Linked DNA regions of Homo sapiens: region 2 is linked to region 1. Evidence: read pairs that join two places in POLR2A ChIA-PET (ENCODE). Cell type or tissue: A673. All regions are shown on one strand. Each heading gives the region's core, and the rest is flanking DNA. Links, peaks and the distances in the headings are about the cores only. Region 1 overlaps RPTOR (regulatory associated protein of MTOR complex 1). Region 2 overlaps PVALEF (parvalbumin like EF-hand containing).

Region 1 (4,393 bases), core at 218-4,217:
GCTCAAGTGTCCATTAAGGAGTAGCAGGTGCACACAGTGTGGCATATTCGCAGAGTTAGACGGGGGTACTCTAGCTAAACACACATCAATATGGAGGAACATGAGCAACACAATGCTAAGTGGGAAATGTCCACATTCCAACCAAAAGTATTTTTTTAAAAGAGTCCTCAAAATCACATTCAGCACTAAAGCCTTTAATAAATTTAAAATCTGAAAGAAAAGTAATGGTCTTAATGAATACACACAGATGCATAGTAGCAATGTAGAAAGGGCATGGAAGGGATGATGAGCCCGGCACTCAGGGCGGTGGTCACAGGGCGGGGGCGGCAGGTGCGTGTGCATCAAGGGCGCCCTGCGTGGTGGGCGCAGGTCATCATCAAGGGCTGGGTTTTGGTTGGGTGGTGGTTTGAGGAAACCCATTATGCTATAAAAATACCTGTTAATTAACTGCTTAAAAGGAGGCCAAATATGGACTAGTGATGAGTGTGGCATGAAGCAAGAATTGTGACGGATCCAGGCTGGGTACGCAAACAAGTGGCTTCAAGATTTTTATGATGTTAAATTAAGTTTCGCCTAAAGGCTGCCTCCGTACATGTTTTATGTTTGGCCTAATGGTTCCATATACATGGTGAACTGTAACCCAACCTGATGTATAAACAGCCTGGTCTTGTGACAGGCAGCTGAGTCTCAGACTACCACAGGCAGCCAACTGTTCGAACTGGGCTCAAGCAAGGCAGACCCCCTGCGGTAGCCAATCCAGCTGCTGCGGCTCTTCCATTCTCCGGAGTCACTTTCGTTTCTGCCCATGAATGGTATCCAGCCACATGGCAGTGCCGGTGTCACTCTGAACCTACTCTGGTTCTGGGGCTGCCTGATTCAAGAATGGTTCTTTGCTCAATTAAACTCTGTTGTATTCAATTTGCCTAGAGTTTTCTTTTAACAATGAAGAACAAATTAATGTTCAGCTCGGTAACCTTGTCAAATATCATACAAATAACTATTGAATGCTGTTTTCATTTTTGAGAATGAAAATTCCTTTGTTTCCTCCTAATTAAAAAAAAACCCACATGTATTTACCATAAAAAAGTGAAAAATTTGTATAAACCCACCATGTTGAGATAGCTTAGCATTTTCATATTTATCTTTTACACAACACTGAATCATGCTGATTTATTTTAGAATAAAAGCAAATGGCGGTCACTATAAAAACCCAAATCATACAGACATGTGTCACGCAAAAGTGCGTCAGTCTAACTTTCACTCTCCCACCCCACTGTGCAGAAGCGGCCTCTGCTATGACCTTCAGGACTTGGTCCGGGCATATACAGTCATCCCTGGGTATCCCTGGGGGACTGGTTCCGGGACACCACCACCCACCCCACCTAGCCACTCCTCTCCCCATGGACAGACGCTCTATGAAAACTCCTGAACAAGGAGAGCTTCCCGGTTAGAAGGTGAACACACGATGTGCTGGAGTGTGGCACCCCCCTGCTCTCGCCAACATGCAGAGTCCCCCCTTCTCTAGTGGTGAAGACATAAGTGGCTTCCCTGGAGGTCTCGCCATCAGCATTCCCTGTGCAGTTCCTCGGCAAAGGAGAGGAAAAGGCCCTCAAAACACATCCCCATCATGACTGTCATTGTCACTGTGAGAGCTGATCATACAAACTGGGTCATTCTTGTCATACCCAACTCAGTCAGAGTCAAGGGGCCGGGGGAAAGCACTCGGGCCACAAAACATTCCTCCAGCAATGTAGTTCTCTGCCAGCCTGGCCGCGGAAACTGCCTGCTGCCACTTGAAACCAGTTTTCACTAATGGCAACCGACACAACCTGCTGTGATTCGAGGACTCATTTCACCCACTCACCAGTCGGGAACCTGCCAGCTCCCCAGAAACCTCACTAGTGCCGAAGAACCTTCTCAAAGAGCAACACGAAACAGTTCTCCTCTTTTTAAAACTGCCAACCTTTTATTTGTTCATCAAGATATACTGAAGACCACCTGGTCTGCCTGTATGCCTTCGACTGTAAATCTTGCTTCCCAAATAAAATGTTTTACATTTAGAGATTCATCACTATATTTTATCTGACTTTGACTCCAGTCCCTAATATCCCTGCTCATTTTTAGCCTTTGGTAGTTGCTTTTCTGTATCCTGACCAGAGCTTTTCTTTGTAATGAGCGGGACAGAGAGGCTGTAGGTGGCTTACTTCACCTTAGCTGGCACGTGAAGTCTCTAGAATTTACACTGATGAAGGTGTCACTGAAGCTTTCACAGACTTGTGCATTTTAACCTAGTCATACAGAGATACAGCAAACTGCTGGAGGTGTCTGGTTTTAAATATTCTTTTTCACAAAAGGAATTTTCAAATATAGCTCAGAGTGGCAATAAATACACAATTAAAATAGCACTTTGGGAGGCCAAGGCGGGTGGATCACCTGAGGTTGGGAGTTCGAGACCAGCCTGACCAACATGGAGAAACTCTGTCTCTACTAAATAAACAAACAAAACAACAACAACAAAAAAAACCAGCATTAGCCAGGCGTGGTGGCGGACACCTGTAATCCCAGCTACTCAGGAGGCTGAGGCAGGAGAATCACTTGAACTCGGGAGGCGGAGGTTGCAGTGAGCCGAGATTGCGCCACTGCACTCCAGCCTTGGCAAAAAGAGCGAAACTCTGTCTCAAAAAAAAAAAAAAAGTAAAATAGGCCGGGCACAGTGGCTCATGCCTGTAATCCCAGCACTTTGGGGGGCTGAGGTGGGCAGATCACCTGAGGTCAGGAGTTCAAGACCAGCCTGGCCAACAAGGTGAAACCCCATTTCTACTAAAAATACAAAAAATTAGCTGGGCATGGTGGTGGGTGCCTATAATCCCAGCTACTCGGGAGGCTGAGGCAGGAGAATTGCTTGAACCCAGAAGGCGGAGGTTGCAGTGAGCTGAGTTCGTGCCATTGCACTCCAGCCTGGGCAACAAGAGTGAAACTCCATCTCAAAAAAAGAAAAGAAAAAGGAAAATAAGCCAATTTCTTCAACTCTCAGCATTTCATTTAATCCAGCAGGTTAAAAAAAACCCAAAGAACTAAACATCCCCACATGAAATTAATGTGCCAAATCATGCGATATTTGTAACTAAATTTAAAAGTATGTGTTTTTTTTTTTGGCTCATGCCTGTAATTCCAGCACTCTGGGAGCCCAAGGCAGGAGGATCACTTGAGGACACGAGTGTGAGGCCAGCGTGGACAGCACAGTTGAGTCCCCATCTCCACAAATAAGTTAGCTGGGCATGGTCAGAGGACTCGGGAGGCTGAGGCAGGAGGATCGTTTGAGCTCAGGAGGTTAAGGCTGCAGTGAGCTATGATCGTGCCACTGCACTCTAGCCTGGGTGACAGTGAGATCCTTTGCCTTAAAAAAAAAGTATGCCTTTTAGTATTATTAGAAGAAAACCAAGTAGAAGCGACTTTCCTAACTTGCAAACGTTAAACAGCTGCACTTTGTAATGTACAGAAAAGTTTACTCTATTTAGGAGCTTCTAGGCCGGTAAGCAGGACAAGATACAAATTAAGTGCAAGAGTTTGCTATTTCATAGTGGCCCTCCGTGCTACAGAAGCAAGCTAGCAAAAAGGAAAAACAATTATTCCATTGGTAAGAGAAATACAGATGAACACCTCATCGGAGCTTTCTGCCAACCCACATAATGAGCCAATCCCATCTGCCTTGTTCTGGGCTACGGCCCCATTGTCAGAGCTGGCTGGATATCGGAGGAGCCCCTTAGGCGCCTGCTGGATGCATGAGCCTGGCCGGCAATGGAATACACCTTCCACGGGAACAAGGCTAATTGCAAGGGCTCTGCCATTTGGGTTCAAAAGACATTAAAAAGTTAAGATAATTTGGTTATAAGAAAAATGTCAGTTTTTTAAAAAAGAAATGATTAAGTATTTGGGTGGTAAAACATCATGTTGTCTGTAATTTAGCAAACATACCCACAAAAACAAAACAACAGAGCAAATAATTGTAAAATGTAGGTGATTTAATATATACAGGGTTCACTTTATCATCCTCTCAACTGTTCCACAGAATGGTTGAAAACTGTCCTATAATAAAAAGTAAAAGGGATGGGGACAGAGACGGAGAGAGAGAGGGGGAAGAGAGTGTCAACACAGGCATTCCTACATTGATGAGTCAAGTCGGGAAATCATTTAAGGAAGCCACCTTCTATTTTCGAAGAATGCCAAGACTGAAAGGGAGGCTCCTTGCCTGTCCCTTCTCCACTGTCCTTGAGATGATCAACAGTTGGTACAAATTTGCAAAAGCAGAAAACCAACTCTTTCCTAAAAAGGTAAACCTCTTCCACGGAGGTAACGCTTATGAGCATCAACCACAGGAAACACACACACAACA
Region 2 (4,393 bases), core at 227-4,226, 390 kb before region 1:
GGGCTTGTAGTGGTGCTGCTGGCAGGGAGGGCCATTCCTTCTGTTTCCACCCCATTTCCCCACCTCCCCTGGGTCCCCTGGGGTCTCCCAGGGCCACCCTTGTCCTGTGGATGAAGAGAAGGCCTCCAAGTTCCCACCATCCAGCTCGGATAACCTCAGCGGCCAGAGACCCACACCCCCCTCCTTGGCAGGGCTTACCTCTGCCTGGCTTCTTTCGAGAGTTCTGGAAGGTGGGTCAGGCTGGGGTGTGGAGAGGCCCAGGGGCTCCAGCTTTTATACCTGCAAGCCTGTTTACATCTCGGGGCTGCAGCTGTCCTCGCCCCTCCCCGGCACTCCAGCCTGGCACGGGCAGCTCCCAGGGGCTCGCAGGCACTTGGTGTGTCCACACTGGTCTGGGCAGACTGACCCTTAGCAGTGCCTGGCCTCCCCAAACCTGGGGCGGGGTTAGGGAGGAAGAGAGGGCACCAGTGAGCCAGTGAGCAGGTGACCGAGGCCAGCTGGGCAGACAGCAGCTGGAAGCCTGAGGTCAGAGGGGCTGAGGGACCTGCCCAAGGTCATGGTGCTGGAACCCACGCCTCGGGCCTCCAGTGCAGCGGGTTGTACACAGTGGGAGGGGCTGCGGGCGGTGGGGGTGGTGCAGGGAGATTGAGGCTGGGGACCCTGCCCCCCCCAGCTCTGGTGCAGGAAACAGGTTGCAGGGCCAGACATGTGAGTGGGGTTTGAAGGGGCAGCCGAGTGGGTGCTGCGGCCCAGCCTGCGGGCTTGGGCCGGGTGGAAGGGGCACAGCACAGCCTGCAGGCCGGTGGGGGTGGGGAGGCTCCAAGTTCATATGGGACAAAGTTTATCCAAGCCACGTCCTCCTCCCAAACCACCCTCCCCTGGTGGTGAGCAGGGAGGGCCAAGGTGATCCCTGGCTGGCTCTGAATACACCAGGGGCACGGTTACCTTCTGCCAGGGAGGGTGGTGCCAACAGCCCTGCCCCTGTGGGGTGGTCATGCTGGGCACCGCAGGCCTGTGAGGAAGCCAGGGATGGGGCTGTCTGCCGGGGTCGGGGGGGCCTGGCTTTCTACTGGAAGCCACAGGACTGCCCGGGCCTCTTACATAGGCCGTGGTAGCCTCTGCTCATGTTGGAGGTGGGAGGGTATTGTCCTCACTAATGAAGGTGACGGTCATGATATGTGACAGGTGACAATGAATGTAATAACAGTGTCATCTGCCATTGGCGGGGCCCCAGGGGTCTCAGCAGCCTCTTGAGGGAGGCTGCATTATCCTCCTTCTTCAAGAGACCCCAGGAGATGAGGAGACGAATCCAGTCTACACCCGTCCCAGCCAGGTGTAGAGGTCAGGGCCACCTGGAGCCTCAGGTCGGACATCAGGGAGATGTCCAGGCTCAGACAGGGAAGGAGACACTGGTGGGTCCTGCCAGGTCACTTTCCCAAAGGGCTGAGCCCTCCCTGGCCCCAGCAGCAATTAGTGGCCAGTTAAATTCTTGCCCAACTTTGGCCTTTAAAGGCATGTGATTGTTTTAATTAGGGTGATTGAAATATTATCTGTAATAGCTTTTGGATGAGATGAAGCAATCAGGTTTATTACAGAACATTTGGAATATGTAGATGAACACGGTGGAGGTAAAGTCACCTGCAGAACACACGTTTGATGCTGGAGAATGTCCAGGCTCGGTCGATGCCTTTTCCTCCATTTCCTTAATGCTTTTCTTCTTTCTTGCGTGCTTTTTATCATGATAAAATTCACATAGTATAAATTTACCATCTTTGCCTTTTTTTTTTCTTTTTTATTGAGGTGGAGTCTTACTCTATCACCCTATCACCCAGGCTGGAGTGCAATAGTGTGATCTCGGCCCTGCAACCTCCGCCTCCCGGGTTCAAGCAGTTCTCCTGTCTCAAACTCCCAAGTAGCTGGAATTACAGGTGCATGCCGCCACGCCCGGCTAATTTCTGCATTTTTAGTAGAGACTGAGTTTCACCATGGTGACTAGGCTGGTCTTGAACTCCTGACCTCAGGTGATCTGCCTGCCTCAGCCTCCCAAAGTGCTGGGATTACAGGCGTGAGCCACTGTACCCGGCTGCCTTTTTTTTTTTTTTTTTTTTTTGAGATGGAGTTTCAAGCCTGGTGCGGTGGCTCATGCCTGCAATCCCAGCACTTTGGGAGGCCGAGGCGAGTGGATCACCTGAGATCAGGAGTTTCAGACCAGCCTGGCCAACATGGTGAAACCCTGTCTCTACTAAAAATACGGAAATTAGCCAGCGTTGGTGGTGCGAGACTGGAGTCCCAGCTACTTGGGAGGCTGAGGCAGCAGAATCGCTGGAACTTGGGAGGCAGAGGTTGCAGTGAGCTGAGATCGCGCCACCGCACTCCAGCCTGGGTGACAAAAGGAGACTCTGTCTCAAAAAAAAAAAAAAAAAAGTGACTAATACTCCATTGCATGGTTGCACCACATTTTGAGTATTCACTTGCCTGTTCATGGATCCTGGATTTTTCGTCCACCTTTTGGCAATTGTGAATAATGCTGCTATGAAGATGGGTGTACAAATGTCTCCTTGAGACCCTGCTTTCAGTTCTTTTGGGATGATAACCAGAAGTGGAATTGCTGGATGATACTGTCATTCTGATTTAAGTGTTTGAGGAGCTGCCGTAGAGTTTCCACGGCAGCTGCACTGTTTTCCATTCCCACCAACAGCGCACAGGGGCCGATAGCCCCACGTCCTCACCAACACTTGTGATTCTCTGGAGGTTTTTTTTTTTTTTTAATAGCAGCCATCCTCAGGGGTGTGAGGTGGCATCTCATTGTGTTTTGTTTCCTTTTTTTTGTTTTGAGATGGAGATTTGCTCTGTCACCCAGGCTGGAGCGCAGTGGCATGACCTCGGCTCACTGCAACCTCTGCTTTCTGGGTTCAATGATTCTCGTGCCTCAGCCTCCTGAGTAGCTGGGATTACAGGCATGTGCCACCATGCCCGGCTAATTTTTGTATTTTTAGTGGAGACGGGGTTTCACCATGTTGGCCAGGCTGGTCCTGAACTCCTGGCCTCAGGTGATCCGCCCAGTTTGGCCTCCCAAAGCGCTGGGATTACAGGCATGAGCCACCGTGCCCGGCCCTCACTGTGGCTTTGATTTCCATTTCCCTCATGATTAGTGATGGTCGGCATCTTCTCATGGGCTTATTAGGCATTTGATATCTTCTTTGGATAAATGTCTTATTTATTCAAGTCCTTTGCCCATTTTTGAATTGAATTTTGTTTATTTGTGATTAAGTTTTAGGAGTTCTTCATATGTTCTCTCTAAATTTCTGGTTATTCATCTATTTTCAGATGATTTGCAGATATTTTCTGCCATTCTTTGGGTTGCGTTTTTAGCCTGTTGATATTTTCTTTTGACCCACAAATTTTTTTAGTTATCATGAAATCAAAGTTGTCCATTTTTTTCTTCTGTTGCCTGTGCCTTTGCTGTCATATCCAAGAAATCTCTGTCAAATCCCATGCCATGAAGCTTTTGCTCTGTTTTCTTTTAAGAGTTTCATGTTTTACATTTAGGTCTTTGATCCATTTTGAGTTATTTTCATGTATGGTGTTAGGTAAGGGCCCAATTTCATTATTTTGCATGTGGACATCTAGTTTTCCCAGCACTCTTTGTTGAAAGACTGTTTTTTCCCCATTGAATGGTCTTGGCACCCTTGTCAACAATCGTTTGACCATATTATGTGAAGGTTTATTTCTGGGATCTCTGTTCTATTCCACTGGTTTATATGTCTGTCTGTCTGTGGGTGCCATACCATTTTGATTTCTGTAGCTTTGTAGTGAATTTTGAAAACAGGAAGTAGGAGTCTTCCAGCTTTGTTCTTCTTTTTCAAGATTGTTTTGGATATCTTGGGTCTCTTGAGATTCTATATGAATTTTAGGATGGGCTTCCTATTTCTGCAAAAGTCACTGGGATTTAGATAGGGATTGTGTTGACTCTGTAGATCGCTTTGGGAAATACTGACATCTTAACACTATTAAGTCTTTCAATCCATGAACATAGGATTCTATTTATTTTTGTGTTTCTATTTATTTATGTCTTCTTTAATTTCTTTTCAGCCATGTTTTGTAGTTTTCATTGTGCAAGTCTTTCACCTCCTTGGCTAAGTTAATTCCTAAGTATTTTATTCTTTTCAATGGTACTATACATGGAATTGTTTTTGTCTTTTTTGGACAAATTGGATAATCCTTTTCAGGTTATCCATTGGTAGTTTATAGAAATGCAACTGATACTTGGGTGTTGACTTTGTATCTTGCTACTTTGCTGATATCATTAATTAGCTCTAGCAGTTTTTTTGTGGCATATTTAAGATTCTTTACATATAACATCATATCATTTGTGAACAGAGGTAATTTTTTT

Evidence for each region. ChIA-PET counts read pairs that join two places held together with the same protein. Peaks named below come from ENCODE experiments on the same cell type or tissue, not always from the same donor. Only the 100,000 strongest peaks of a DNase experiment are listed, where the experiment ranks them.
Region 2: POLR2A ChIA-PET joins it to region 1 with 5 read pairs; 1 of 35 experiments calls an interaction of 5 or more read pairs at or near these places.

The regions. Positions count from the first base shown.
Region 1 is chr17:80,783,002-80,787,394 of GRCh38, reverse strand. The region is part of intron 6 of RPTOR (regulatory associated protein of MTOR complex 1); the gene reads right to left. Among named protein-coding and RNA genes, the nearest start is that of CHMP6, 210 kb to the left of the region's middle. In A673, for the core only: no CTCF peak of the experiment used is centred there; a DNase peak (open chromatin) is centred at 1,804.
Region 2 is chr17:81,174,958-81,179,350 of GRCh38, reverse strand. PVALEF (parvalbumin like EF-hand containing) reads right to left here. Exons shown (of 7, transcript NM_001354639.2): 3 at 199-433. Among named protein-coding and RNA genes, the nearest start is that of AATK, 11 kb to the right of the region's middle. In A673, for the core only: a CTCF peak has its summit at 2,492; a DNase peak (open chromatin) is centred at 2,500.